Regions from separate parts of the Homo sapiens genome. Here region 1 is linked to region 2. A link is an interaction called in ENCODE POLR2A ChIA-PET data of the cell type or tissue named here. Cell type or tissue: A673. All regions are shown on one strand. Links, peaks and the distances in the headings refer to the core of each region. The heading gives the core; the rest is flanking DNA. Region 1 overlaps LINC02568 (long intergenic non-protein coding RNA 2568). Region 2 overlaps RAB8B (RAB8B, member RAS oncogene family).

Evidence for each region. Peaks named below come from ENCODE experiments on the same cell type or tissue, not always from the same donor. Only the 100,000 strongest peaks of a DNase experiment are listed, where the experiment ranks them.
Region 1: POLR2A ChIA-PET joins it to region 2 with 6 read pairs; 4 of 35 experiments call an interaction of 5 or more read pairs at or near these places.

Annotation. Positions count from the first base shown.
Region 1 is chr15:63,413,952-63,429,698 of GRCh38, reverse strand. All of the region lies in intron 4 of LINC02568 (long intergenic non-protein coding RNA 2568), which reads right to left. Among named protein-coding and RNA genes, the nearest start is that of LINC02568, 32 kb to the right of the region's middle. In A673, for the core only: no CTCF peak of the experiment used is centred there; no DNase peak of the experiment used is centred there; H3K27ac peaks cover 337 bases.
Region 2 is chr15:63,258,413-63,274,159 of GRCh38, reverse strand. It overlaps RAB8B (RAB8B, member RAS oncogene family), which reads right to left. Exons shown (of 8, transcript NM_016530.3): 6 at 14,468-14,533; 7 at 11,418-11,468; 8 at 6,384-10,633. The coding sequence ends at 10,541. Among named protein-coding and RNA genes, the nearest start is that of APH1B, 11 kb to the left of the region's middle. In A673, for the core only: no CTCF peak of the experiment used is centred there; no DNase peak of the experiment used is centred there.

The sequences.
Region 1 (15,747 bases), core at 6,174-11,173, 150 kb before region 2:
TTTAGCAAATGAACACAGAATCAGAAAACCAAATACCGTGTGTTCTCATTTATAAGTGGGAGCTAAATGATAAGAACACATGGACACATAGAGGGGACCAACACACACTGGGGCCTATCAGAGGGTGGAGGATGGGAGGAGAGGGAGGATCAGAAAAAATAACTACTGGGTCCTAGGCCTAGTACCTGAGTGACAAAACAACCTGTACAACAAACCCCCATGACACAAGTTTACCTATGTAACAAACATGCACACGTACCCCTGAACCTAACATAAAAGTAAAAAAAAAAAAAAAAAGAGTGAAGTTGAAAGTATTTCAGCTCTCCAGTGGTAGCGCCTATCACATTTTCTTATACCCTTGTCATGAAAGAGTTTTTACATTTAAAAATATCCTTAATGCTATTTTTAGTTAAAAACAAAACAAGTCTTTTTTTTTTCACAATGGCCAATCCTCATGTCTTTCAGATCATTTGAATTTTTTAAATAAGATTTTACTTTGTTTATTATAATTATTTTTAAGTTCTCACTCTGCTGCCCAGGCTGGAGTGAAGTAGTGCAATCATAACTCACTGCAGCCTCAAACTCCTGGGCTCAAGTGATCCTCCCTCCTCAGCCTCCCAAGTAGCTGGGACTACAGGCATGTGCCACCATGCCAGGCTAATTTTTTAAAGTTTTTGTAGACATGGGGTCTCGCTGTTGCCCAGGCTGGTCTTCAACTCCTGGGCTCAAGTGATTCTCTCACTTTGGCCTCCCAAAGTGCTAGGATTACAGGTATGAGGCACTGAGTCTGGCCTGTTTATTACAATGTTTTATTTTTTTAAATTTTGGACATACAAAAAAAATTAGAATATAATATAATGGTCATATGTGTAACTTCTACCCAGCAAAAAATTTAAAACATTTAAGATGTAGTCAAGGCCTCCTCCTGATTCCTGATTCCATTCCATCCCTCCCTCTTTGTTGATACTATGACTCTCCTGAATTTACTGTTCATCGTATTTTTCTACTTTTGCTATATATATGTATGTGTGTGTGTATCTTTCTTAAAAATATTCTTGTTTTGCATGTTTTAAATTTTTCTCCAATTTATATAATACTGTTTAGATTCTTCTGAACCTTGTTTTTTTCACTCAATATTGTTTTGGTGAGATTCATCCATATTGACAAGTTTGGGCATGTTCAGGGTGGTATGGCCGCAGACAGATTCATCCATATTGATGCAAATAGCTAATTCATCATCACTGCTGTTTAATATTCCTTTCTGTGAATGTAGCAATCTCTGTTGGTGTCTTGCCTGCCTATATCCTCTGAGCACTCAGCATTTCTCTGGCTCCCACTGCCAGCACCCACACATCATTGTCCACGGGCTTTCTTGACTGTTGGAGCATGATCTGTTGCTACATGGAGCAGGCCCAAAAGCCTGGGATTTAACAGCCCCCAGGAATAGCCCTCACCAATGACTGATGGAAGTTGGTAGATAAATACCCCAGCTCCCTTGCTCCTTAGGGAGGATAACTCTGAGGCCTCACTCTACACTGCCTCCTAGAATTTCCCAGCAGGATTAAGCTGCTGTTCACTGCCCACAGTGGTAACTTCCTTGATAATCATCTCAGGCCAGGTTTTCCAGAAGCAGAAACTGAGCTGGAATTTGGGATGTAAGATGTTTATTAGGAATCAACACCTCCAAAAGGAAATGGGGGAACACAGGACTGGGCAGAAGGAGGAGGAGAACTGTGACGCTGGCCTGATAAAGCCTTGGCCAACCTGCAGGGAGCTGGGGAGCAAGTACAGTAGCACCCATTAGAGTGTCTCGTGGTGGACCCAAATGGCTGGGTCTTTATACCTCCGCCTTGCTCAGTCCCTGGCTGTGGGCTGTCCTGGAGTGGGCATGACCTTGGGTGAGGCTGCTGTCTATGGCTGAGGCAGACCCTGGGGGAGCTGACAGCTGGAGGCCCTCTGCCGATGCCAACCCCTGCAGCTTCCTGAAGGGGAATCTGGGCAGCACATCCATGTCTACCACAAGAACACAACTTGTGGCTTGTTGGCTTCTTCCTTAGTATCATATTTTGCTGTCAAACATTTGAGACCACGTCCCACATAAACTACTTGTATCTTTGTCTCAGAGTCTGTTTTTTAGAGAACTCAGACAATGATTAAATCTCAGTTTATCCATCCTCCTATCAATGTTTCCAATTCTGTGCTACTGCTAACTAAGTTGTAATGGACTTTCTTGTATAAGTCTCTTCGTGTACATGTGGGAGTTTTAAGGTCAATGTTTAGAGCAGAGTTCTTGGGTCAGAGGGTATGTATGTCTTCAATTTTGTTAGATGTTGTCAAGTTGCCCTCCAAATTAGTTGTCTTAAGTAACTTGAGTTATATAAACATTCAAAAGTTGCATGGGCCTAAAAGAATTACTGTTTCTCCCTGACTGTTCCTACCACAGAAGATTAGCATCATTGGGCATCTCTATTGTTTGCCAGAGAAAGGCATTCCATGGTCCCAGCTCTGTCATGCTGAGCATGCTTTCTGGAAGGTTAAGCTGTTACAGACTTGTGAGACTGGGTCAGTTTGAGAAAACAAACAAAATCACTTAAAAAAATACTAATAGTTTGTGTCATGATGTTGGCTACATAGACTAAGATGACATTGGTGTAGTAACTATCAAGAATCATATGTAATGGACCATTTTACAGACTGGATAATCCCTCCCACCCCAGACGTCTATGTCTAATCTCTGGAATCTCTTACGGGGCAAAAAGAACTTTGCACATGCCATTAGGCTAAGGAGATTGAGATGGAAAGTTACCTTGGATCATCCTGGTGGGCCCAGTGTAATCATAAGAGGGAGTAAGATGTGACATGACAGAAGCAGCGGTCAGAGAGACTAAGAGAGAGAGAGAGATTGATTTGAAGATGCTATGCTGCTGGCCTTGAAATAGAAGGGGCCACAAGCCAAGGAGTACAGGCAGCCTCTATAAACCTGGAAAAGGCAGGGAACAGATTCTTCCCTAGAGCCTCCAGAAGGAATGTAGCCCTGCTGACACCTTGATTTGGGGATAATACACTTGTGGTGTTTCAAGTCACTAAGTTTGTGGTATTTATTACAGCAGGAATTGGAAACTGATGCCCCAATAACCAGATAAAGAGCCACCCAAAAGGATTTGAGGGAATGGTACTCAGAGGGTACTCACAGAGAGCCTCAGAAAATGCCTCTTCCCAGCAGCCAGAGTGGAAAACCTCGTAATTCAGGCAGCATTTATTAGAGTACCAAGGAGTATCTTGCATTGGTAGGAGGGGGGAAAATTAACCCTAAATTAAATGCAGCTCTGACCTGGCCTAACAAAGTTTAAGAGTAAGACCTGAAATGATCACACTCTTTCCAAGTAACTTAATGGCATCCCAGAACAAAGCTTAAGAATATTTGTATGAATACAATACTATTCAATATCTAACAAAGTAAAATTGACAATATTTGGCATTCAAGCAAAAAGCACCAGGCATGCAAAAAAGCAGGAAAATTCAACCTAGAATGAAGAGAAAAGTCAATTAGTCAAAACTGACCCAGAAATAACACGGATGATAGAATTTGTATATAACACATTGTAAAAGTTATTATTACATATTCCATATTTCAAGAAGCTAGAGGAAAGACTGAACATGACAGAAAGACATGGACGATATCAAATAAACCTAAATTGAGCTGTTAGAGATGAAAACTACAATGTCTGAAATGAAAAATTGCACTCAATAGGACTAGTAACACAGTATACTTTGCAGAGGAGAATAACAAAGCATCAGTGAACTGTGGGATAACTTCAAGTGGCCTAATGTAAGTGGAATTGGAGAATGGAGTCCTTGAAATGGGGCTGGTATGCCAAAAATAATATTAGTCAAAAATGTTCTAAGTTTGAGGGAAACTGTAAACTCGCCGAACTGAGAAACTTAACAGACCCAAGCACAGAAACATGAAAAAAAACAACCCCAAGGCACATCACACTTAATCAAAAGCAGCTGAGAAAAAAGACACATTTATATACAGAGAAATGAAGGTAAGGATGACAGAAGATTTCTCATGAAAGCAGAGCAAGCTAGCAGACAGTGGAATGACATCTTTAATGTACTAAACAGAAAACAAAACAAAAAGCCCTGTCAAATGAGAGATCCACACTCAAAGAAAGTGTCTTTCAAAAACAGAGGTGAAATACTTTTTCAGATCTACAAAGGCTGAAAGAATAACCTCAGCAGCAGACTTAACTCTGCAAGAAATGTTATCGGAAGTCTCACAAGCAGAAGAAAAATGATACCAGATGGAAACATGGATCTACCTAAAGGATAAAGAGCACCAGAAATGACAACTATATAGACAATTTAAATACTTTTTTCTTCTTAGCTAAGTCTCTTTAAAAGATAATTGACTGTTGCCGGGCACGGTGGCTCACGCCTGTAATCCCAGCACTTTGGGAGGCTGAGGCGGGTGGATCACAAGGTCAGGAGGTCAAGACCAGCCTGGCCAACATGGTGAAACCCCGTCACTACTAAAAATACAAAAATTAGCCAGGCGCAGTGGCGGGTGGCTATAATCCCAGATACTCGGGAGGCTGAGGCAGGAGAATCACTTGAACCCAGGAGACAGAGGTTGCAGTGAGCCGAAATCATGCCACTGCACTCTAGCCTGGGTGACAGAGCAAGACTCTGTCTCAAAAAAAAAAAAAAAAAAGATAATTGACTGTTTAAAGCAAAAATAATTTAATAATTATGTAGAGGTACATCTATAACAACAATACTACAAAGGCCCGGAGGGGAGAGATAGAAATATACTGTAGTAAGTTTCTTTTCTTTCTTTCTTTTTTTTGAGACAGGGTCTTAACTGTCACCCAGGCTGGAGTGCAGTGGTGTGATCACCACTCACTGCAGCCTGAACCTCCCAGGCTCAAGTGATTCTCCTAACTCAGCCTCCTGAGTAGCTGAGACTAGAGGCATGCGCCACCACGCCCAGCTAATTTTTGTATTTTTTGTAAAGATGGGGTTACATATTACCCAGGCTGGTCTCGAACTCCTGAGCTCAAGCGATACACCCGCCTTGGCCTCCCAAAGTGTTGGGATTACAGGCATGAGCCACCGTGACAGGCCTTGTTGTAAGACTCTTATATATGAAGTGATATGATATAACTTAAAGGTAAGCAATAAGTTAAAGGTGCATACTATAAATCCGAACACAACCACTAAAATAGCAAGCAAACAGTTATAGCTAATAAGTCAACAAAGAAGATAAAAATAGAGTCATGAAAAATACCCAATTACTTAAAAAAAACAAGAACAAGAGGGAAATGTGAGTAAAAAATAGATGGGAGAAATAGAAAACACATAGCATGTGTTATAATCATGATAAATGTTATAGTGTTTATAATAACCATGTGAATAATCATGATAAATGTAAACAGGCTAAATATTGAAACTAAAGCAGGGACTGCCATGTTGGATAAGAAAAAGCAAGACTCAGCTATGTGCTCTGTGTAAGAAACCCACTTTAGGCCAGGCACAGTGGCTCAGGCCTGTAATCCCAGCACTTTGGGAGGCCGAGGTGGGTGGATCACTTCAGGTCAGGAGTTTGAAACCAGCCTGGCCAACATGGTGAAACCCTGTCTCTACTAAAAGTACAAAAAAAAAAAAAAAAAAAAAAGCACTAGCTGGGTGTGGTGTTGGACACCTGTAGTCCCAGCTACTCAGGAGGCTAAGGCAGGAGAACTGTCTGAACCCAGGTGGTGGAGGCTGCAGTGAATCAAGATCAGGCCACTGCACTCCAGCCTGGGTGGCAGAGTGAAACTCCATCTCCAGAAAAAAAAAAAAAAAAAAAAGAAGGAAAATAACTCAGTTTAAATATAAATAAATACATAAATAGCTTAAAGGTGAAAGGATGGGAAAAGATATGTCATGTTAACACTTGTCAAAACAAAACTAATGTGGTTATATCAATACCAGACAAAATAGATTTCAGAACAAAGAATATTACTAGAGATAAAGAAGATAATTTCATAATGATAAAGGGGTCAATTCATCAAGATGACATAATCTTAATGATTTATATACCTCAAAACAGCTTCAAAATACATGAAGCAAAAACTCACAGAACTGCAAGGAGTTATAGTCAGATCCACAATTATAGTTTGAGATTATAGAACCTTTCTCTTGATAACTGAGAAGAAAAAGAAAATCAGACCAAGTGGTTCAGTTCAACGGGAATGGAAAGTGCAAGAAAGGAGTGATGGAAAATGAGTTAACTATCCTGGAGGGCCAGATAGCAGGCCAAAACATAAAAACAGAGATGAACTCAGTAACTCTGGGGGCCAAGCGGGCGGGCGTGTTTAGTGAACACAAAGCTCTCCTATTACTATCCATAATTAGGACAAATAATTTCCAGTTTCCATAGTCTCAGTTATCCTTTTTATTTTTGTATAAACGATCTACAAGTGTGCACCAGAAATATTGTTGCCCTTTAATCACACAGAACTGGTCTGAAGCAGAATCCTTTGAATTGTATAAAGTCAAGCTGAGAGAATAGTCTGTGACAGACAGGGGACGCATTTTAGTGCAGTGTTAGATCCATCTCTGAGTGAAGCAAGCATAGAAGGCGGAAACAAGGAAATGATGTAAGCCACCATAAATTAAAGGATAGTGAAGAACGAACAGAGGTCCTGAGTAGATAGTCCATCCGTCTAATCATCATCTACCCATCATCCATCCATCCTTCCATCCATCCATCCTCCATCCATCTACTTATTTAAGAAATAATTATTAATACCTCGGTGGAGGAAAGTTCATCTGTATCCTCCTGACTCTTAGTCCTATTCAGGAATAACTGAGACCTCATACCTAGTTTGCCTTTAGGAAAATTACCGTCAAGGCACACACAGATTGTACCTTGGGCGGTGCTCTGGCAATAACAGATATCCTGTTGTGTGAACAATGGTCTATCCTGTCAACTCAAGCCATTTAATTTAATTTTAACTTTAATTTTTTCATTGAGACGGAGTCTCTGTTGCTGAGGCTGGAGTGCAGTAGCGCGATCTCGGTTCACTGCAACCTCTGCCTCCCTCCTGCGTTTAAGCGATTCTCCTGCCTCAGCCTCCTGAGTAGCTGGGATTGCAGGCTCCTGCCACCATGCCCGGCTAATTTTTGTATTTTTAGTAAAGACGAGGTTTCACCATGTTGGCCAGGCTGGTCTCGAAGTCATGACCTCAAGTGATCTGCCCACCTCGGCCTCCCAAAGTGCTGGGATTACAGGTGTAAGCCACCACGTCTGGCTTCAAGCCATTTTAAATCAGGCCCCCAAAACACTGGGTTGTCAGGAATTAGGGTAGAATGAGAGACATACTTAGATCAAATTGTGTTGAAGGAAGAGGGAGCCATTTAGACAAGAGACCCTTCTTCAAGAAGGGATACAGAGATGGATGGGAGTGGAAGTTCACGTCTCTCCCTCTATGTCTTCCATTCCTCCCCTGATTCTGCCTCTTCTACCCCCAACCCAAGAGCATGATTTGGTCCTTAAGAGCCAACCAGCCTCTTAGTTGACAGATGTGTGAACCTCTCTTAGAAATGCTGGAATAAACCCCACTCAAAAAGAAATCTGGAGTCTGGAAGAGAGGATCAGGTTTGGAGTCTACATGCGCCTAGATTCAAGTGCCAGCTCTAACACTTAGAAGTTGTATAATCTTTTTTTTTGAGACAGTTTCACTCAGTAGCCCAGGCTGGAGTGCCATGGCACGATCTTGGCTCACTGCAAACTTCACCTCCTGCATTCAAGTGATTCTCATGCCTCAGGCTCCTGAGGGGCAGGGATTACATGCTTGTGCTACCATACCCAGCTAATTTTTGTATTTTTAGTAGTGATGGGGTTTCACCATGTCGGCCAGGCTGGTCTCGAACATCTGACCTCAGATGATCTGCCCTCCTCCACCTCCCAAAGTGCTGGGATTATAGGTGTGAGCCACTATGCCTGTCCTCAAAGTTGTATAATCTTGATTAAGTCATTGAACTTCTCTAGGTCTTGGTTTTCTCATCTGTAAAATGGGGATACTAACCTTATACAGGTGGTTGAGAGGATTAAACCAAATAACAGGTGTGGGTATAATATTTCCCAAGCTATAACCTTGAGTATCCCCCAAATATCGAATTTTGTTTTTCTGTAATTTAAACAATATCTTGAGCTCCCATTTTAACTACTGATTAAATATAAACAACAATAACAAAATAGTCAATTCTAAGCAAATTCAGACACTTAAATGTGTTTCTTGGTCATTTTAGTTTTAAGCTTGCTCAAGTCAGTATTTTCTCCTTCTCTTTCTTCTCTCTGGGGAGTTCTCCTCTGTCCTGGGGTTGCTCAAGTGTTAGCTCCGTAGTGGAGAGAGACACCTGCCCTTGTTTATTTCCTGAAACTTAATTCATCTTGACTAGCCTTTGGTCCAGAATTTGCTGGCATCTTTTGGGACATCCACACACCTCCCTTACCTGTTACCAGGTCTGCACAAGTCCCTCTATACTCTTTTTGTCCTTCTTAGAGCCTCAGAGACCCTCCTAGGCCATTATCTTTAAAATGTTTTAAATTTACCTTAAATAAACAACTAACAAACCCATATCATCCACCATGACAAGGGTACAAAAAGGAAAACAAAATTCTCTCATCTGTCCTTGTCCCACAGCCCCCTACTTCTCCTCCCTAGGGGCAACCCTTTTTACCAGTTTCTTATGTGTCCCTTCAAAAATAATTTAAGCATATATATATATATGCTTGTAATGCATATATAGTCAATGCATTATATGTATTATATATATTATGCTTGTAAATGCATATATATTATGCTTGTAAATGCATATATATTAAAAATCATCTATCATTGATCTAAGTTCACTATGGACTTTAACTCGTACACACACACATACATATATATAACCTTGTTAACTGCCTTAGAAAACAAAGCCTAAGGCAAAGTTTCTGTGCTAACACTTTATGGAGGGACAATCTCAGAGCACAGCATGAGTCAGCGGAAAATGGAAGTGAGATGGTGTACTAATTTCCAAGTGCTGCCATAACAAAGTACTGCTAATACATACGGGATGGCTTAAAACAACAGAAAGGTATTCTCCCACAGTTCTGGAGGCTAGAAATATGAAGGCAAGCTGCCGGCAGGGCCATGCTTCCTTGGAAGCTTCTAGGAGGAGGATCCTTCCTTGTCTCTTCCAGTTTCTGGTAGCCCCAGATGTTCTTTGGCTTGTGGTGGTGTAATGCCCATCTCGGCCTCTGTTGTCACATAGCGTTCTCCCCTTGTGTCTGTGTCTGTGTGTCTCTCATCTTCTTATAACACCAGTCACCTTGGCTTAAGGACCCACCCAACTCCAGTATAACCTCGTCTTTTATTACATCTGCAATGATCCTATTTCCAAACAAGTTCACATTCTGAGGTACTGGGGGTTAGGACTTCAACATATGTTTGTGGGGGCACAATTCAACCCATAACAGGCAGGAAAGTAATCTCATGATGATGTTGCCAAGCTGGCTGAAGCTTCACAAGAAACACAAAGCATTTGGGTTCACATGGCAGATCTCCAGAGAGGCACATGGGGCCACTGTGCCTCAAAACAGTCTTTTTGGGATGTGAGGAAGAAACGAATTTATCTGCAGGATCTTATCCCCCATCTCTCATTGGTCAAAGTTCACCCACGGGGCTTCAACTCACTCATATTTTTAGATGGAGTTCCTGCCTCCTATGGACGGCCACTAGAGAAGCCAGATCCCGTGGCCCATGGCATAGCACTTCATCCAAGTCAGAAGTGTTGGGGGTGCCTGGGCCTCAGTGGGCCTGGGCGGGGTAGGTCCAGCGCTCAGGTGTAGAACCAGGAAGGGGCGGTAAAGCAAGAGCCTGTTGCAGGGTTGTTCCCAGGGCCAGCCTGCCTTACAATGGCCTCTGAGTCCCAAATCGTCTTCCTTCACATGGCTTGGACTCTTATTTTCTCTTAATTTATCTGTCAGAAACTGCAGAGAATTATCAGGCATCCATTAAGGGCTTAAAGGCAGACTCTGAAAAATTTGACTACGCCTGCGAGTATCAGCAACCATGTGGGAATCTTAACTTCCGGAGATTACTGTTCTCTTTTACAACTTTCAACTGATTTTTATTGAGCACCTACTAGGTGGCAGCCACTGTGTAAGGCACTAGGAATATCGCAGACAAAGGAGCTTGTGTTCAAGAGGGAGAGAGACAATAAACAAACGTTGAATGCAATTCTAATAGAGCCCTGATCGGGGAAATACAGGGAATTATAAGATCCAGCCTTGCCTATGTTGCTATTTATATTCTCTTCTTAACTTTAAAATATCAAACAAGAAAATCTGGAAAACATAGAGATGTTCAGGAGCAGTGCAAGATGCTATATGTTCCTTTTATTACTGAGCAGACAGGAGTTGCACTGAGGGGAAGGGAATTTTGTTGGTTGGAGGGGAGGTAGGTAATAGATACTTTTGTCCGGCCTTGGTCTGGATGGCTTAGGGCATCCTAAATTCAAGGAAACTCAGCCCAGCACAGGAATCTGACTTTATTGTGCATCCTACTTTCTTGGAGAGCTTGTTAAAAATGATAGCTTCCCGGAGCCTACTGTCAGAGATTGATTCCCAATGTGGGACAGGGGCCAAGAACAGATGCTTGGCCCATTGCGGCTTTCAGTACATTTCTGTTGAATAAATGAATTCTAATGCAGGCAATCCGAGGATCACACTTGGATCTAGAGAGAGCGGCAGAGGGAAGTTTCTCCCATCTCCTAGATATTCCTAGGGCCATCCCGTACTTGGGAAAGGAGAAAGGAAACCCTATTCCCACCTCGTGCCTCGTATGTCCTGTGGCCTCCTCCTCCTAGGACCCAGAATTCAGGCTGGCAGTATTTATACTCTAGTTCAGTTCTATTTGGGGTTAAAAACTTTTGAGAGTTGGTCTGGGAACTTAACCAAGATTTATATAGCATTATTTCTATTGGAAACTAATTGAGATTCAAAATGTTTATGAGCATAAAATGTTTTCATTCTTATTATCCCATGTAAACTTTGCAACGTCCTCCGGAGCAGATATTGTAATTATTTTCGTCTTATAATGGAGGAAACTGTTGTTAGTGACTTAAGTGGAATGTTAACAGTCCCTTCACTGCACTTTCACGATTCCATTGCCCACTAAATCTTAGGCCTGTGAACACCTTTCTTCAGATATAATAAACTCAGGAACGGAAGCAGGGTCCAGGCATCTGTTTTTCCTGTCTTTGTATCTGTTGTATCTTCGAGCTGGTCTTTTCTCTGATCATCCACTTTGCTGGTTGTGTGTGCTTGGTGGGGGCTTTGGGTGAAGCCCCTGCAGAAGCTGCTTCAACCCTAGCCCTTCATTCAAGTCTTCGGGGCGGGGGTTAATTCTTAATTCGAATAGCACTGGGAGTAGGTTTGGAGGAGTGGGTTGAGGGCGGGTTAAGGAGTTTGAACCATGTCTGTAAGCCAATCGTTTCATCCTTGGTTGTGCCTCAAAATCACTTATGCCCAATCTTTTAAAAACACACAGGCTGGGGTCCAAGACCAGTTCTACGAATCAGATTCTATGGTGGGATGGGGAGTGGGGCCTGGGCATCGGAATTTGAATTTAGGTCATTCTGTCACCTAGCAGGGTTGACATTCTTGCTGTAGGCATGCAGGCAGTGAGTGCGTAGTTATTGAAGGAAGGGAGTGACAGCACTGTTTTAGGAAGATTAATTTGGCAATTGTAGGAGGGAGAGAGGGGAAAGGAAGAAAATTGGAGGCAGGGAAACTAGTTAGGAGGCTCCAGAAATAGACTGGGGATAGATGTGCTAAGACCTGAAACTGGCTGGTGATGGGAACACCATGTGGAAGGCAGTTGGAAGGGCTCTGTGACACTTGGGTGTGGGCCGAGGGTCAGGGAGTGAAGAAAGAAAGACAATAAGTCAATGGTTTTCAGCAAAACCCACTAAAGCAAACACTTTACTTTCTCCAGTCATCAATTCTTTATTCGGGAAGTGAAACCTACAGCAATGGATTTGGTGTTTCCTTACTGTCAGCAAGGCTCAGTGATCAATAGTCAGTCTAGGCTTTGTGATTCTCTCTCTCTCTCTGTCTCTATCTTTCGACGGAGTCTTGCTCTGTCGCCCAGGCTGCAGTGCAGTGGCGCGATCTCCGCTCACTGCAAGCTCCGCCTCCTGGGTTCACGCAGCCATTCTCCCGCCTCAGCCTCGCGAGTAGCTGGGACTACAGGCGCCCGCGACCACGCCCGGCTAATTTTTTTCTTTCTTTTCTTTTCTTTTTTTTTTTTTTTTTTTGTATTTTTAGTACAGACGGGGTTTCGCTGTGTTAGCTAGGATGGTCTGGATCTCCCTACGTCGTGATCCGCCCGCCTCGGCCTCCCAAAGTGTTGGAATTACAGACGTGAGCCACGGCGCCCAGCCTGCCTGCTTTCTTCCTTTCTTTTCTTTTCTTTCTTTTCTTTATCTCTCTCTCTCTCTCTCCCTCTCCCTGCCTTCCTTCTTCTCTTCTCTTCTCTTCTCTCCCCTCCTCTCCTCTTCTTTCTTTCTTTTTTTCTTCCTTTTCTTTCTCTCCTTTCTTCCTTCCTTTTTTTTTTTTTTTTTGAGACGGAGTTTCACTCTATTGCCCAGGCTGGAGTGCAGTGGCACATCGTGACTCACTGCAATCTCCACCTCCAGGGTTCAAGTGATTCTCCTGCCTCAGCCTCCCAAGTAACTGGGATTACACACGCCCACCACCATGCCCGGCTAATTTTGTATTTTTAGTAGCGACGGGGTTTTGCCATGTTCGCCAGGCTGGTCTTGAACTCCTGACCTCAGATGATCCACCCGCCTTGGCCTCCCAAAGTGTTGGGATTACAGGCATGAGCCACCATACCCGGCCCTCCCTCCTTTCCTTCCCCTTCCTCCTTTCCTTCCTTCCTTCCCTCCTTCCTTCCTTCCTCTCTCACTCTCTTTTTCTTTCTTCTTTTCTTCTCCTTTCTTTTTCTTTCTTTCTTCTTTTCTTGAGACATGGTCTCACTCCAATGCCCAGGCTGGAGTGCAGTGGCACGATCATGGCTCACTGTAGCCTCGACCTCCAGGGCTCAACTGATCCTCCCACTTCAGCGTCCCTAGTAGTTGGGACTACAGGCACACGCCACCACACCTGGTTAAAATTTTTTGTATTTTTAGTAGAGACAGAGTTGCACCATGTTGTCCAGGCTGGTCTCAAACTCCTAGGCTCAAGTGATCCTCCCGCCTCTGCTTCCCAAAATGCAGGGATTGCAGGCATGAGCCACTGCGCCCAGCCACGGGCTACAGTTATTTTCTAGAAGGATTCAGCAGTGTGTCAACAGGGATGCAAAGCCACAGGAAAAACATGGTGTCTCTCTTTAGAGCAAGGTTTAACAAACTTTGACTATAAAGGACCAGTAGTAAATATTTTAGGCTTTTCAGGCTACATAGTTTCTGTAGCAACTATCTAACTGCTGTCATAGCGTCAAAGCAGCCATGACAATATCCAAGTGAATAGGCATCGTTGTTGTTCCAATAAAACATTATTTACAAAAACAGGTGCTAAGTTGGATTTAAGCCTCGCAGGCTTAAGTCTGCAGGTTATAGCTGGCCGACGCCTGGTCTAGAGCACCGATGTTACTGGAAGATTTCAAGGGAATTTTTTTTTCTAATTTTTTTTTTTTTTTTTTTTTGGTGATGAGGTCTTGCTCTGTCATCCAGGCTGGAGTGTAATGGTGTGAATTCGGCTCACAGCAGCCTCAACCTCCCAGGCTTAAGCCGTCCTCCCACCTCAGCCTCCCAAGTAGCTGGGACTGCAGGCGTGTGCCACCATACTTGGCTAACTAAAAATTTTTTTGTAGAGATAGGGTCTCCCTATGTTGCCCAGGCTAGTCTCAAACTCTTGGACTCAAGCAGTCCTCCTACCTCAGCCCCCACAAAGTGTTGGGATTACAGGCGTGAGCCTGGCATAAACATTATTTTTGAAACCCAAGTTTTTACACGGTCTCCAATTTCTAGCGTCACCTTCTGTTTAACATCTGTGTTAGGCCATTCCTGCATTGCTATAAGGAAATATCTGAGACTGGGTAATATATAAAAAAAGAGGTTTAATTGGCTCACTGTTCTTCAGGCCATATAAGAAGCATGATGCTGGCATCTGTTTGGCTCCTGGGGAGGCCTCAGGAAGCTTCCAATCATGGCAGAAGGTGAAGGGGTAGCAGGCATCTCACATGGTGGGAGCGGGAGCAAGAGAACCAGTGGCAGGGAGGTGCCACACACTTTTAAACAACCAGATCTCGTGAAAACTCACCCACTATTGCAAGGACAGCACAAAGCCACGAGGGAGCTGTGCCCATGATCCAATCATCTCCCACCAGGCCCCACCTCCAACATTGGGGATTACAATTCAACATGAGATATGACGGGGACACAGATCCATATCAACATCCAACCAGTACTGTTCTGCAAATGCAGGCTGTGCAGTGCACAAAGGCAGCTAAGCAAGGGGACAGGTGGGGGCTTGAACCAGCCTGGTAACATGTGCAGTGTGGAAGAAAGGGGTGCATTTCGTAATTCATTGTTCAGATGAGCTCCTTTTGTGTGGTTTGCATAAGAGCATCATATATGCTAGTCACAGCCTTGACATGCTCCACACTCTCACGTGACCTGACTTCAGTAAGTCAGTCTGTCCCCCTCTGCAGTACTTCTTGAAGTCCTGAGAAGGGAACAGTTTCTGTTTCTCAAGTGATGTTGAGCTTGTTTGCCAGGTGTTGGCTTGCTGCCTCTCTATCGGTCACTGTTGGCCACCTTGGGACCCCTTTTCCAAGCTGCTCCACCTGGTCCACCTTCTCACAAAGGTAGACTGAGGCCTCCCTCTGACTTCAGGTACTTGTCAGACAAGGCCAGCAGGGGTACTAGACCAGGCCAAGGCTCGAAGCAAACATAAAAGAGTTATAGCTAAAAACCAGAAACCTCAACATCAGACATCACATGTGTCTTGGTTGAAGCCAGCTTTTTTAGATCATTCATCAGTCACAATACCTGGTTAGAAAAACCTGAATTCGTTTACCTGTTTCAGACCTCCCTTCAGAAGTAGAAGCCTCATGTCTGATGATCTGATGGACTTATCAGCTTTACGCCTTCCGCTAAACAAATGGGGATTTTTTTTTTTTTTTTTTTTTTTGAGACAGAGTTTCGCTCTGTCACCCAGGCTGGAGTGCAGTGGCGCAGTCTCGGCTCACTGCAACCTCCACCTCTCAGGTTCAAATGATTCTCCTGCTTCAGCCTCCCGAGTAGCCGGGATTACAGGCGCCTGCCATCACGCCCAGCTAATTTTTGTATTTTTAGTAGAGACGGGGTTTCACCAGGTTGGCCAGGCTTGTTTTAAACTCCTGACCTCAGGTGATCTGCCCACCTCAGCCTCCCAAAGTGCTGGGATTACAGGCGTGAGCCACCGCGCCTGGCCCAAATGGAGATTTTTAAAAAACGAAACTAAATGTACAATTGTATACATTTTGAAAACAAAACACAAACCTTGGAAGAAATTTTGCATTTTCTATAAGTATCTTTGAGCCATGGTCCTGGGTTTCTGGGTGCAAAGCCACTGGGCTCTGTCTGCCATTAGAGACGCTTCAGTAGAAAACCCTGAGAAGCCCTGAGTTAAGTACTTTCATCTTATTTAGCACGGATGCA
Region 2 (15,747 bases), core at 3,240-8,239:
CACTGCACTCCAGCCTGGGTGACAGAGCGAGACTCCAACTCAAAAGTAAATAAGTAAATAAATAAGGGCAATGCAAGAGGAAGAAACCTTAAGAAACAAAAACGAGGGCAAATATTGGTCATAAGAAATCAGATAAAGAATTACTACCTAGTTTATACTAAGTGTCCATGTTTATAATGCCAAGTTGATTTAATTTATATTCCAAATTTATAAACCATAAAACTAAATACCTTCATTGAGATATCAGAGAGAAAATTGCAATGATGGTAGAGTATCAAATGATCTATGTTAGAGAAATTACCAGTGTTTTCTTAGAATTTTAGAGCTAGGAAAGGACATAGAGATTATCCAATATAATTTTTTTTAAAAGCAAACAGAGGATACAACAAGCCTAGAAAATACTCCATTACTGAGCAGCAGAACCCACTTGGAACCTGGAAGTCTTGATTTCTAGTTCAGGCCTCTTTTTGCTAGATCCAGCTGCCTCAGTTGAAGCCTGAGACATTTTGATAATTTATTGACTAATGTGACTACCTATTTGAAATATTTCCCTAAAATTTCATTGCAATATTTACTCATAAGGAACAAAAACTCATTTCATGTATTTAGCAGTTGCTATTCTTAACCACAGCAATTTCTGTTTTTCTTTCATGTCATCACCCAACTACTTTCACCTTAGGCGAATGTATATTTATTTATTTTAATTTATTATTTATTTATTTTATTTGCTATGGTGCATTCTCATATATCCCTGGAACTAATAACGGAACACCAATCTTGAGGGTTGGAATCATGAAGTGGGAGAGAAGGTTTACTGAATTTATCAATACCTAAACAACATTCTGGGTGATCTTATTAAAAGCAAATCCTTCTATACTTAATAAAGATTAATATAGTGTAAGATACAACACAGATTAAGATAGTATAAGGCAGTGGTCCCCAACCTTTTTGGTAGCAGGGACTGGTTTCGTGGAAGACAATTTTTCCATGGACTGTGGGTTGGGGTGATGGGGATGGTTTCAGGATGAAACTGTTCCACCTCAGATCATCAGGCATTAGATTCTCATAAGGAGCACAAAACCTAGATCCCTCACATGCACAATTCATGATAGGTTTCACACTCCTATGAGAATCTAATGCCGCCATTGATCTGGCAGGAGGCAGAGTTCAGGCAGTAATGCTTACTGGCCTGCCGCTCACCTCCTGCTGTGTGGCCCAGTACCTATCCATGTCCCCAGAACTGGGGACCCCTGTAAGGTATTTAACAAAGATTAAAAGATAAGAACCAGAATAAAGAGCATATAAGGCCAAGGTGGGAGGATTGCTTGAGCCCAGGACTTCAAGACCAGCCTAGGCAACATGGTGAAACCCCATTTCTACAAAAAATACAAAAATCAGGCCAGGCGCAGTGACTCATACCTGTAATCCCAGCACTTTGGGAGGCTAAGGCAGGCAGATCACCTGAGGTCAGGAGTTTGAGACCAGCCTGGCCAACATGGGGAAAACCCATCTACTAAAAATACAAAAATTGGCTGGACATGGTGGTTCACGCCTGTAATCCCAGCACTTGGGGAGGCTGAGGTGAGCGGACTGCCTGAGCTCATGAGTTCGCAACCAGCCTGCGCAACATGGTGAAACCGCGTCTCTACTAAAATACAAAAAATTAGCTGGGCGTGGTGGCAGGCACCTGTAGTCCCAGCTACTCCGGAGGCTGGGGAGGAGAATCTCTTGAACCCAGGAGGTGGAGGTGGCAGTGAGCCGAGATCACGCCACTGCACTCTGGCCTGGGCAACAGAGCGAGACTCCGTCTCAAAAACAAAAACAAAAAACAAAACCAAGAAACAAAAAAGTTAGCCGGCCCTGGTGGCACACGCTTGTAATCCCAGCTACTCAGGAGGCTGAGGCAGGAGAACAGTTTGAACCTGGAAGGTGGAGGTTGCAGTGAGCCAAGATCGTGCCACTGCACTCCAGCCTGGGCGACAAAGCAAATCTCTGTCTCAAAAAAAAAAAAAAAAAAAATTAGCCAGGCGTGATGGCCCACGCCTATAGTCCCAACTACTCATGAGGCTGCGGTGGGAGGATTGCTTGAGCCCAGGAGGTCGAGGCTGCAGTGAGCTAAGATTGCACCACTGCACTTCAGCCTGGATGACAGAGTGAAACTGTCTGAAAGTAAATGGAGAACAAAACTTCTAAATTACACTTAGCTCCCAAATTACACTTCACTTACTTCATGGGCAAGTTAATTTTGATGATGACTGAAGTACTGATTCTCTCATTTATGTATTATTATTTTGACACAGAATCTCACTTCAGTCGCCCAGGCTGGAGTGCAGTGGCACTATCACAGCTCACTGCAGCCTAACCTCCTGGGCACAAGCGATCCTCCCACTTCAGCCTCCTGAGTAGCTGGGACTACGGGTGCGTGCCACCGCACCTGGATAATTTTTGTATTTTTTTGTAGAGACAGGGTTTTTCCATGTTGCCCAGGCTGGTCTCCAACACCTGAGCTCAAGTGATCCACCTGCCTCAGCCTCCCGGAGTTTTGGGATTACAGGCATGAGCCACTGTGCCAGGCGATTCTTTCATTTATTAAACACCTACCATGTGCCAAGCCCCTTACTGGGTATGGTAGATACAAAAACTAAAGACACAACTCCCACCCTTCAGGAGCCTAGAGTCTATCTAGTAGAGAAGGAAAGTAAATAGTCAACTCAAATCCATGTGGTGAGTGACACTTGGGGCATACACAGAGGCTTCTAAGCAGAGGGGGGGTTGTAGCTAAAATCTTGCCAGAGAAACCCTCAGTGAGTCTTTTTTTTTTTTTTTTTTGAGACAGAGTGTCGCTCTGTTGCCCAGGCTGGGTGCAGTGGCATGATCTTGGCTCACTGCAAACTCCACCTCCTGGGTTCAAGTGATTCTCCTGCCTCAGCCTCTTCAGTAGCTAGGATTACAGGCGCCCACCACCATGCCTGGCTATTTTTGTATTTTTGGTAGAGATGGGGTTTCACCATGTTGGCCAGGCTGGTCTCGAACTCCTGACCTCAAATGATCTGCCCGCCTCGGCCTCCCAAAGTGCTGGGATTATAGGCATGAGCCACCATGCCCTGCCCCTCAGTGAGTCTTGAAAGTAAGCGGAGGCCAGCCAAGTAAAGAAGCAGAAGTCGGCAGAAGGAGCAATGTAAGCAAAGGAATAAAATGATATGATGTGCTGGGGAACTGCAATTACTCATGAGGTTCAAAGGAAGAGTATGAGTTAAGGCATGACGAGATTTAAGGCTGGAGAGAAAGATGTGGGGATGGCAAAGGACTTTGTTTGCCATGCAAAGGAGTTTTTATCCCAAGGTTAGGCAGTACCACTAAAGCATTATATGTAGCGGGGACAGGATAAGATGCCACCTGTAAAACTCAGCACTGTGAAAACTGGATTGGAGGAAAATAAAATTAGAGGTGGGGAGACTGATTTGGAGAGATTACAGTGATCTAGGCAGAAGTTGAGGGGGCCTCAACAAAGAGTGGCAGTAATAATGGACAAGTAGATAGGGGTAGGACCCATGAAATCTGGAGGTTGACTAAGGATCTACACAGATGATGGTGCTACTTATTATGATGGAAAAAGGACAGGCTGCCCCCCCCCCCCCGCCCCACCGCCCACTTCGGAAGTGGGGTTTGCTTGGGGAGAGGGAAAAGACAGAGTTGAGTCTGAGTTTCAGACATGTTGTGTGTGATGTCCCTGTAGTAGATCCAAGGGGGATGTCCCGTAGGCAGGTAACTTTGAGGTCTGGCCCTCCGGAAAGTGGTTATGGCTAGAGATACACGTTTGAAAACTGTTTTAGCTTTCTATTGCTGCTGTGCTAAATTACCACAAACTCAGTGACATAAAGCAGTCTGTAAAGACAAATTTAGTCTTACAGTTCTGGAGGTGGTTAAGTACAAAATGGGTCTGACCTGGGCTAAAATCAAGGTGTCAGAGCAGGCTGGTTCCTTCTGGAGGCTGTAGGGGAGAATCCTTTTCCAGATCCTGGAGGCTGCCCACATTCCTTGGCTCATGGCTCTGCACAGCATCACAGCACCTTTTCTCCCTCTGCGTCCATCATCACGTGGCTTTCTTCTGACTCTTCCTGTCCTCTCATGAGAAGGACCCCTAGGATTACATTGGGTCCACTTGGATCAAGATAATCTCCCATCTCATGATCCTTAACTCGATCCCCTCTGCAAAGTCCTTTTTGCCATATAAAGTAACATTCAGAGGTTCCGGGGATTAAGACATGACCAACCTTGAGGGGGTAGGGGAAGGTGGGGAGGGGCATTATTCAGCCTTACCGCAGAAGTTATGAGCATTTAAAGAGCCATGAAAAAGGGTGAAATTATTGTGCATAAGTCGGAATCATGAGAATACTGTCACAGAAGCCAAGGAAAGAACATTTCTCGGGCGGGGGAGAAATATACTGGTGAAATGCTGCCGAGAAGTTAGCTAGGAACAGAACTGAAAACTGTCTACTACTTTAGCAGCTAGGCTGTCGTAAGCACAATGTCAGCGAAGTGGTGGGGAGGGGCAGGGCGGGGGGTAGAAGACAAACCAGAGTAGGTTAAGGAATAAATGGAAAATGAAAAAGTGAGCATAGTAACTATAGATACCTCTTTGAAAACAGATGCCTTTAAGCATAACAGAAAGAAGAGGAAAAAGAGCAGGTGAGAGAGGACCACAAGCCACAGGGTAGGAGGGTTGAGGATGCTCAGAGGCTGAAGGAAAGGGCTAAGAAAGGATAGGGGTTTGAAGGTACAAGAGAAAGAGCTGTGAGTTCCCTGAAAAGCAGGATAGCAGTGGGAGGATGAATTCAGATATGGGGCAGAGAGAAGAGCCTAGGTTAAGAATGCCTGTGAGACCAAGAGGAAGGAGGTAAGGATGAAGGTGGCCTGTAGGTTAGGGAGGGAGAGGAGGCTAATGTGGTTTGTGACTGATGCTTTTCTCTGGAAGGAGGGAGGTGAAAGATCAGTCCATGAAGAGGGACAGGGAAGAGGTAGGAAGCTTGAGAAGAATAGTGAAGGTTTGAAATGGCCGTGGGATGAATGGGAAAGGCTGAGACTGGGAATATGTGCAAACAAAGCAGGAGAGTATCGACAGTGCTGGTGCCATCAAGTTGGTTCTTTCCGTCTGGGTGCAGTGGCTCATGCCTGTAATCCCAGTACTTTGGGAGGCCGAAGTGAGAGGATCACTTGAGCCCAGGATTTGGAGATCAGCCTGGGCAACATAGTGAAACCCTGTCTCTACCAAAAAAAAAAAAAAAAATTAGCTGGGTTGGGTAGTGCCTGTAGTCCCACCTACTCGGGAGGCTGAGGTGGGAGGATCGCTTGAACCTGGGAAGTAGAGGCCACAGTGAGCCATGATCACACCACTGCACTCCAGCCTGGGTGACAGAGTAGACCTTGTCTCAGAAAACACCACAAGGCCGGGCATGGTGGCTCACACCTGTAATCCCAGCACTTTGGGAGGCCGAGGCAGGCAGATCGCCTGAGGTCAGGAGTTCAAGACCAGCCTAGGCAACATGGCAAAACCCTGTCTCTACTAAAAATACAAAATTAGCCAGGCATGGTGGTGTGTGCCTGTAATCCCAGTTACTCGGGAGGCTGAGGTAAGAGAATCGCTTGAACCTAGGAGGCAGAGGTTGCAGTGAGTCGAGATCACGCCACAACACTCCAGCCTGGGTGACAGAGTGGGGCTCCGTCTAAAAAAAAAAAAAAAAACCACAAAAGAAATTATTTTCAAGTGGAAACAAAACAACAGAAATTAAACTTGCAAGGACTAAGAAAGGAAGGGTGATCAATTTAAAGCTACAGGTTCTACAACAGAATAACCTCAATGTATGCTGAGCTAAGTATGATGAACAGGGGAGCTGGCTATTTTTCTAGATCTTTAAACAACTCTGCGTCAGATATAAAGTTTGCTAAAATATCTTAAGTCTGCCATGGTTTGAAACATATACCTGTCAAATTTGCAGAAACATTTTTAATTTATTTTATTTATTTATTTATTTTTGTGAAACAGGGTCTCACTCCATTGTGCAGGCTGGAGTGCAGTGGCCCGATCCCAGCTCACGGCAACCTCCACCTCCCAAGTCCAAGCGATTCTCCCACCTCAGCCTCCTGAGCAGCCAGGACCACAGGCATGCCCTGCCATTCTGGGCTAATTTTTGTATTTTGTAATTTTGTAGTACAGATGGGTGTCTCACCATGCCGGCCAGGCTGGTTTTGAATTCCCGACCTCAAGCGATCCACCCACCCCAGCCTCCCAAAGTGCTGGGACCACAGGCGTGAGCCACTGCATCTGGCCCAAATTTGCAGAAATATTTTTAAAATGTGCAGTCCATTTCAGAGAGCCATTAGCATTTTCATTTTCATTATGTAGTTTTTATTTTAGACGAACATTATTATAAAAAAAAAGTTCACCTGGAATAAAATCCATTTAAAAAAAACATAGCATCAGTATCAGTACACAGTTAATGAATTGGCTTAAACAAGATTAACCACATGACAGGTCCACTTATCTGCAGGAGCTTTTCACATTAAGCCATTGGAGCAAAAATAAAATATGTTTAAACATGTACAGTAGGATAGTTATATGGAAAAACTAGAGAGTTTCCATTAGGGGCATGATTTTCATCAAACAGTTTATGGTATTTTGCATGAAAGGAACTGCAGTGTCAGCTGCAAACAAAATAAAAGCCATCTGTAAGGCCATAAAATTGAACTATAATAACTAAATTCACATTTTAAAAAAAGGTAAAGTGAAATAAGTTCTATTAGTTTCTTGGCACAAGAAATGCAATTGCATATGGCACACGCATTTCAAGAAATGAAGTAAAATCTGAAAATATCCCTAGAATAATTGTTTGCTAATTTTTATTTCTGTACATTTCAGTCATTTAGATTTTTTTCAGAGTGAACATGACAGCCATTAATTTTATTAGTCTAAAAAAATGACTTATTCTACTCTAAAATTGTGCTAGAATTTGAAATTATTTTAGCATATCCTGTCCGTCTAGGTCCCTCTATATCAAGGGATTTCATTTTTAGACATTCCTTTCCACCCACCCCTGTGCCCCCCTTGGATGTAACAAGGAAAAAGGAATGTCTCTTCTGTTTAAAAAAAAAAAATTCTGAGAAACCTGATTGCAGAAATGAGTGCTTAAAATTTATAATAATTAACCAACATAATGAAATGTGGTTTTTAAAGATTGAGAACTAAATTTGTAAAGGAATCTAAGTCATGAACTTGAAAAGAATGTCTGCTTAAATGTGTCACTTACTGATCACAGGAAAAACTTTATAAGCCTTAATATAGACTCTGAGCATTCAGAACCTGTAAAATGGAGTTATAATCTCTTACTAGAAACTTCTGCAAAAACGCACCTATATTGCACAGCTAAATTTATTAATGGAGACAGGGAGATAATACTTTTTTTATGCTACTGGATATGACATGTATGCTCTATCCTAAACTAATATTTCCTACCTTTCCCAATGATGTCTTCAGTTCAAAACAAAACAAAGAGTCTAAATTTTGTTAGATGCTTAAAGGCTGGCTCACTGTTTTTCTACCAGGTATTAGAATACTAGTTAGCTAAATGAGGTATAATTAAAAAATAGACCTTCAAAGTAAAGAGTATAGTCTTCTGAAAATTTATAACAAAGACTGCACAAAATGTTTCTGTAAATAGTAAGAAACCCTGCAGCACCTACTAACTGATGCACAGGTAGATTATTGTATCATAATCTGTCTGAAGTAAAATATAGCTAAAATAAGTTCCCAGCGAAACGTTTTACAATCAACTGATTTACATGCTACTTAGTTACAGCACATTTTCACTGTCTGATACCCTCAGACTCTATTTGAAAAGGTCTAGTCCAATCACTGTCAAAAATTAACACACTGATTAATAAAGTGCAGCCACTGAACCACTAATACTGCTGCAAAAATCTTCATGTACCTTATCCATAAGACCACAAAAATGTTCACAAAAAAACTAGATTTCTTCAGTTTCAGCGGGGAACAGACAATTATCTGTCATTAAATTCATCTACAAATAGAAAAAATAATGCACTGTATGTACATTATTAAGCAAAGTGGAATATTTATTGGGTCATTTTATCATGCAGAAAGTGAATTTCCTAAGGTCTTAGCTCAATGTATATACAATCTAGCAAAGCTAAATGTAAGAAAATAGCAAGGACAATTTATTTCTATATAACAGAGCATATACTCCCAATTTGCTGCTACTTCAAAGAGCACTTTTAGACTCATCTAACTTTTACAGGCTCTTTCAAGTGAAGTTCATGGAGACTAGTTATTAATCCATATAAGACAAAAGAAGAAAGAAGAAATATAACCAAAGCAAAGCATTCTGTTAAAAAAAAAAGTAATAAAAGCTAACCACAGAATATGTCAGTTTTGGTTTGCAGACAACCCCTGAGATTATATAAACCAAAGCGTTAAGACACCAAATAGTCAGAGGTAAATTACTAAGAGAATTACATTCATACATGGTGTCATAGCACTTATCTTTTAGAAGGTACTTTGTTACCATCCAGAAAGCGTTAACTGCTTGGATTTTTTCAGGAAATAGTGAATATTAAGATGTTTCTAAAAAATTATCTTTTCCTTTTGAAAATGTATCTAATTTGAAGATAGTAGAATTACAATAAACTTTCAATCACGGAACTACTAATTATACTAGAACAGCAACGAATGACTTTTAAGCCTATAGGTAATTACCAAAAAAAAAAAAATTAAGGAGGCTGAAATTTGTCAACAATAAGTTTAGTATATCTATTAAAAATAGCTTGGGCATATTTGCAGCTGCTAAATTGTTCCTATATTTTCAAATAAGTACAAAAGATTGACTGGTCCAAGCATTCTAATGACATATCTTAATTTGAAGAGAATTCTCTGTGGTAACAAGCAATCCCTTTCCACTGCCATCTCCTGTTCTTATCTATCCAGCATGATAGTAGCCTTTGTGAAGCAAAACAGGCATACCAGGAAGAATAATTATTAACAGAATTCATTTCCCTCATCCCCTCTGTTTTATCCCCCCTGTGTTATGACACTGAAGGCTAGAGCAACAACGACATAGTGATCTGAATTTGGCACACAAGTTAACACTAAATACCTTGTGATGGTTTCATCTACAAAAGTATACCAGTACCAGTGTTTGTTGAGAAAGGCAACTAAGCTTTTGGTTGGCTTTAGCCCAAATGACTGGACTAAGTTCTGTAACAATGAACCAAAACAGATGGAACTGGGTTCTACACAATCAACAACAGCTGTTTGAAAACTGAAACCTTGGTCCTGTTTTCTCTAATGAAAAGGCAAGACTTTTCCTAGAGGCTGCACTAGGTCTAAGTACTTTTATTTCTAAAAACATCTGCCAAATAAAACCAACCAAAACTCATTATTTTCACCATTACCAAGAGCTAGCTCTATTAAATTTATATCAACAAGTTAATCTGTCTCTATATAGGGAAGGTTTCCGCAAACTAAAATCTAAACCTAACTTTTGTAGACAGGGATTATGGTAGGAATTTGGTATTACAACTAAACCAGCCAGCTAAGGAGTGAACCTAAGAAAAAATATATTACATATCCTTATTGACAGAATCACAGTTAGATGCTGCACTAAAACCCTAAATGGTATATCTCTCAGCCCACGTAAAATTTCAGCTCAAGAAGTTCACAAATAGAAACAGATAATAATGTTCAAATATTACTTAAGAGTGATTACACTTAAGTCAAACATGGGAAAGAATAGCAAATACAAACCCCAGGGAAAAATGAGATTATGGTGATTTCCAAATGCAGTTTCTATAGATTAGGCAGAGGTAATCATTTTAAAGTGATTCATTCAGCTACCCAGACTCTGGAAAACAGGTCGGGGATGAGGCAAAGCTCTTAATCTGAAGAAATAAAGAAATTGTGGCCTTTGATGACAAGATGGGCATTTCAGTAAATTTTTTTAATGACTTTAATGATTCTTATTTAAGAAAAAGCCCTTAAATAAATGCTACCAAGGCAGTAATATTTGACCATATGAACCAGACCAAATACCCTTTAATTTTAGTATATTAACCTCTGCTGTAAATGCTCTTTTAACATTGCCACATGTACAAATTTGTCTAGAACTTCACGACACAAAAGTGTGCAAATATGAGTCTAAGATTGTGCTGAAATAGGGAAAGGCTAACACTGATGTGCAAAGTAAAAAAGAAAGATAACCGCTTCTGCAACAGGTAATAAAACAAGGAAAAAACGAGTTAGGTCCTGCATGTGTCTCCACTTCATTGCTTCCATGTTTGAAAAAGGGAGTCTGTTCTTTTGCTAGGCCATGAGGCTGGAATCCACTTGGCATACTGTGTTGAGAGGTCTAAGTTCAGTGGTGCTCTCAGCAGCAGCCGGGAGGTGTGATTCTGAGGCTGGGTGACCTGTGCTTTCAGAGAAGCAGGAAAGGGCCCTCTAGGTGTGCTGCAGTCTCTCAGAAAGAGTTCATCAAAGTAGCGAGCAACGAAAGAAACTGGTCTTCTTTGATCGGTTTTCTGTTATTTTCACTGGTCCACCTGCTCCTGCTGAATTGCTGTCATTCTAAAAAATAGAAGATGAAGTTACCAAGGAAATAAAAGTTTCATGGTTTGACCTCAGTTACCTAAAAAATAAAAATAACTAACCATACCATGTGAAATGTGTATTCTAGTGAAATGTGTATTCACTAGAGTATTTTATTAGAACGGGAACTAGTTAAGCACCAATGTTGTCTTTTTCTTTGGAAATGGTGAATTGAAAAGAGGAAAATGCCCTTACGATAGCAGCTTTTATATCAATAATGTATTCAATAGGAAGCTTCTATTTCTAGTTCCAATGGAGTGTAAAGTTTCAAAGGTAATGATGGAAACAATGTTAAGATACTGGCATAGACAGTTCTGTTAGAGGTAAGAAGAGTTAGTAGCATAAGGTACGCAATTATAGTCAGGACTCAGGATAAAACAAACTTTCAAGGTTGTCTTAATGATTTCAAATTTAAGCAAACTTTAGCAACTTCAAAATCGTAGTTATGCAGATATAAATACCTGTCACATGAAAACTGAATAATTTTATGGCAAAAATCGAATTTGTGCCATTATTATTTTCATTATTCTCATCAAAATTCAATTAAAGATCACTTAAAGAGCCAGAAGAAAGGACTGAAACAGTGGCAGCTCAGAAATAAGAATCCTAAACAAACAGAACTAAGAATCAGAGTTCAACCAAATGAGTATCTGAGTCAGGAAAAAAATGAGTTTAATTTGAGTATCTTATAATTAGACCTATCCTTTTCATCAAATGCCAAACAGACAGCATAATGGAAATAAAAATTATAAGTGATACAAACCATTTTTCTGTTGAGTTTTGTCATTATATCTCGTGCAAGTGTAAAAAATGCCTATAGGTAAAACAAAACATTTTCATTATTATATATTCACTATATATATGTATATATATATATATACACATATATATATTCCCCCCGCCTCAGAGATGGGGTCTTGCTATGTTGCCCTGGCTGAATTGGAACTCCTGGGCTCAGGCAATCCTCCCACCTCAGTCTCCTAAGTAGCTGGGACTACAGGTGTGAGCCACCATGCCTGACTTATTTTAAAACAGAAATACAGAATTTTTCATTATTTCAATATAAATATACCACTTTAAAGCTTTACATTAAGAAAGTAATAATTGTAATCATAGTATGCATGTGTTTACTCTTTTGAGATTGTATCATAAACATTTTCCAATGTTATCAAACTATCATTCATTCATCAAATATTTTCTTCATGTGATATAATATCACAATAACACCCTTGTTGAGTCACGAGTAACTTCTTCAGTACACCAAGAACAGGACAGAAGCTCTGTCTAAGCTACCCCACTTCCCTAGAGCAGGGCACAGTGCTGATCTAGGAAATGCTGACTATCTGGTTTAATGAGTGAATAAATAATTATGTATTACCCTATAGCTCTAAAATGTCTTCACAAAAATCTCTACTTTTTATTTCTGGCTTTTTCTTTCAAATTGCTCTCACTCTTATAGCTGAATATGTATAATCTTCCATGTCTTACTCCAAAATCCCAACAGTTCCTGGAGCTCTCGGCTAAATTCCCCACCATGGAAGTCAGTTCGAATAGAAGCAGGGCAAATCTGATTAATCTTCGTGATAATTTATCCATAATGTCTCTTGATACAAACCAAATATTTTTTAAATCCATCATCACTTTTTCTATGAAGCCAGGAACTGTTAAAGATTCTTCATTTGTCACCATGCTAAACCTATTGTTAAATCAACCTCTTTGTTCCCAACACTCCTGATCCCCAAAAACTGTTCAGGAAAAGGATTATTTCCAATCCAATCAAATAAAAACAATACGACAACTACTATTATTACTCATTGTCAGTGTCTCACTGTCAAACTTGTCACCTATGAGCCTAACCACACTGATTTAAAGCTCTGGCAAAGTTGTTACCATCTGTATGCCTTGCTAGAATAAGCAGCTCAGGCAACTCCCAGTTCAGGGAGTTCTATCCATACTGTTGCAAATTATGGGATTTCACTCTTTTTTTATGGCTGAATAGTATTCCATTGTGTATACATACCACATTTTCTTTATCCATTCATCCACTGATGGACACTTAGGTGGATACACTGATTCCCTTTCTTTTGGGTAAATACTCAGTAGTGAGACTGCTGGATCATATGGTAGTTCTATTTTTAGTTTTTTTATTGTTCTCCATAGTGGCTGTACTAATTTACATTCCTACCCACAGTATATGAGGGTTCCCCTTTCTCTACATCCTTTCCAGCATTTGTTATTGCCTATCTCTTTGATAAAAGCCATTTTAATTGGGGTGAGATGATAGCTCACTGTACTTTTGATATGCATTGCCCTGATCACTACTGATGTCGGGAATTTTTTCATATACCTGTTGGCCATTTATTTGTCTTCTTTTGAGAAATGTCTATTCAGATCTTTTGTCCATTTTTAACTTGGATTATTTCTGATGGCGGGAAATCCTTTTGTATCAAGCAGAGGGAAGCATTTTTCTGCTTATCTAAGCTTGTGTAAGTAAATCAGTAGAGGCTTCCTGTTTCCTAACACCCATCGGCCAACCTAAACAAATAACTGTTACGTTATTTAAAACAAAGAAAAAGTTCTGATCAGTGTCCACTGGCTAATAAAGTCATGTAGGTCTCGATTTTTAACCATCATGTTATGATGAACAATGAGTAACCTAGGAAATTAAATGTTTATGAAACTATCAGTATTATTAAAAGAATTACATGTATTAACACATATCACATGTAAATTACACGTATTATTTTTATGATCAGTTGAAAAAATGTTTTTTAAAAAAAATAACAGTTCCCTTGGTGAAGAAAACCTATTATTTTTTTTTTTTACACTTTAAGTTCTGGGATACATGTATAGAACATGCAGGTTTGTTACCTAGGTATACACGTGCCATGGTGGTTTTCTGCAACCATCAACCAGTCATCTACGTTAGGTATTGAAGAAAACCTATTCTCATAAGACTTTAGATGGTTTGGTTTTCCTTAACAGCTAACTTAATGAAAATTTATTAAAGCTACTCCCTGATAAACACTTTCCTATTTCCACTAAATGCCACTGTTACAATTTATTGTGCTTAATCTACCTCAAATGTGTACGCTAAAGGAATGTGTCCAATAAACTAACAGCTTAATTCTCCCTTGAGAGAGTACAGCCTTAAAAGTGATTTAACTCTTCTGCTGCAGGCATACAGGGTGACATGAATGAGCACAGGATACTGGTTGGTCTTCTAGTCCAGGATTTCCAGCTGCCCAAAAAAAGGGCAAAACTGAACTTCCATAATCTATTCTGTGAATCTTAACTGAGCAAGCTAATATAATCCAGGTGGAGGCTAGATGCTAGAAATTCAACAACCAGCGTCTACATAAAAATCAGAAGCAGCTGGGTATGGTGGCTCACGCCTGTAATTCCAGCACTTTGGGAGGCCAAGGAGAGGGGATCACGAGGTCAAGAGATCGAGACCCTCCTGGCCAACATGGTGAAACCCCGTTTCTACTAAAAATACAAAAATTAGCTGGGCGTGGTGATGCACACCTATAGTACCAGCTACTCGGGAGGCTGAGGCAGGAGAATCGCTTGAACCTGGGAGGCAGAGGTTGCAGTGAGCCGAGATCATGCCACTGCATTCCAGCCTGGCGACAGAGTGAGACTCCATCTCAAAAAAAAAAAAATCAGAAGCACAAAAGTGTACAAAGTAGAGTTGGGTCAACAAAAGGCATTCATTAGGTCAGAAAATACCAAAGCTCTGAGAGCTGTTTGAACACAGGCCCCTAAGCACTGGTGCTGCTCCGTAACAGTCACCAAACGTTTCCTTCTTACCTCTTCTACATTTGCACTGGATTTTGCGCTTGTCTCCAAGAATTTAATCCCATAGTCAATTGCTAGCTGAAAAGTAAACAGAAATATTTAAATTTAGCAAAAGATACTTGAACACATAATGCATTTGTATTTCTTAGGTTTTTCAAAGTCTCAAAGGTAGGGTATCTATTTCAGAACTCCTGTGGTTCTCAAATTTCTTTGCTTTCTTCTACTGTATTCAGAATTTAATAATTTAACTTAATCATCGTAAGAAGGATGGCACAACTTCCATTTCAAACATAATTTAAGGCCGGGCATGGTGGCTCACGCACTTTGGGAGGCCGAGGCAGACGGATCACGAGGTCAGGAGATCGAGACCCTCCTTGCTAACATGATGAAACCCCGCCTCTACTAAAAATACAAAAAATTAGCCGGGCGTGGTGGCACCCGCCTGTAGTCCCAGCTACCCGGGAGGCTGAGGCAGGAGAATTGCTTGAACCCAGGAGGCAGAGGTTGGAGTAAGCCGAGATCGCACCACTGCACTCCAGTCCAGGTGACAGAGCGAGACTCTGTCTCAAAATAAATAAATAAATAAAATAATAATAATAATTTAAGTACTTCTCTTTTTTTCTGTTTTTGTACTTTTAGTTCTCTAATATGGGATAAATACCCACCCTCCTAAGGTAGCAGAATAGGGTCTGGAGGCAGGGAACCTAAGGCCAATTCACATTGACTTCCTAGAACTAAATCAAAAGAAAAACCCCAGCCTTCCATGCCCAAGTAACAAAAGTACAGGGGTTACTCCCTTTGCAACCTCCTCCCCTTTTCTGACTCACAGATTAAAAATGGAAAGTACCTCTGATTGGTCCCCTCCCACAACCAATCAGACGTCTGCGCAGGGTATAACTTTGTAACTTCATTTCATCCTTTGATTGGTCACCTTCTGCAACCAATCAAACTGGTCATGGGCCACTACTTCATTTACAGAGTGTAAACCAAGTAACCCATGGGAAATTTCTAGAGGGTATTTAAACCCCAGAAAATTCTGTAACCAGTGCTCAAGCTGCTTGCTCAAGCCCACTCCCACTCTGTGGAGTGTACTTTCATTTCGATAAATTTGTGGTTTTGGCTTCATTCTTTCATTGTTTGTGTGTGTGCATTTTGTCCAATTCTTTGCTCAAAATGCCAAGAATCTGGCTGACTTGTAGTCAAGACCCTCCACTGGTAAAACTACCATTATCTTGGGATTCATTCACTCCTTTTATCTGCTCCCAAAGTTTAATTCTCCAACAGTTACTGTA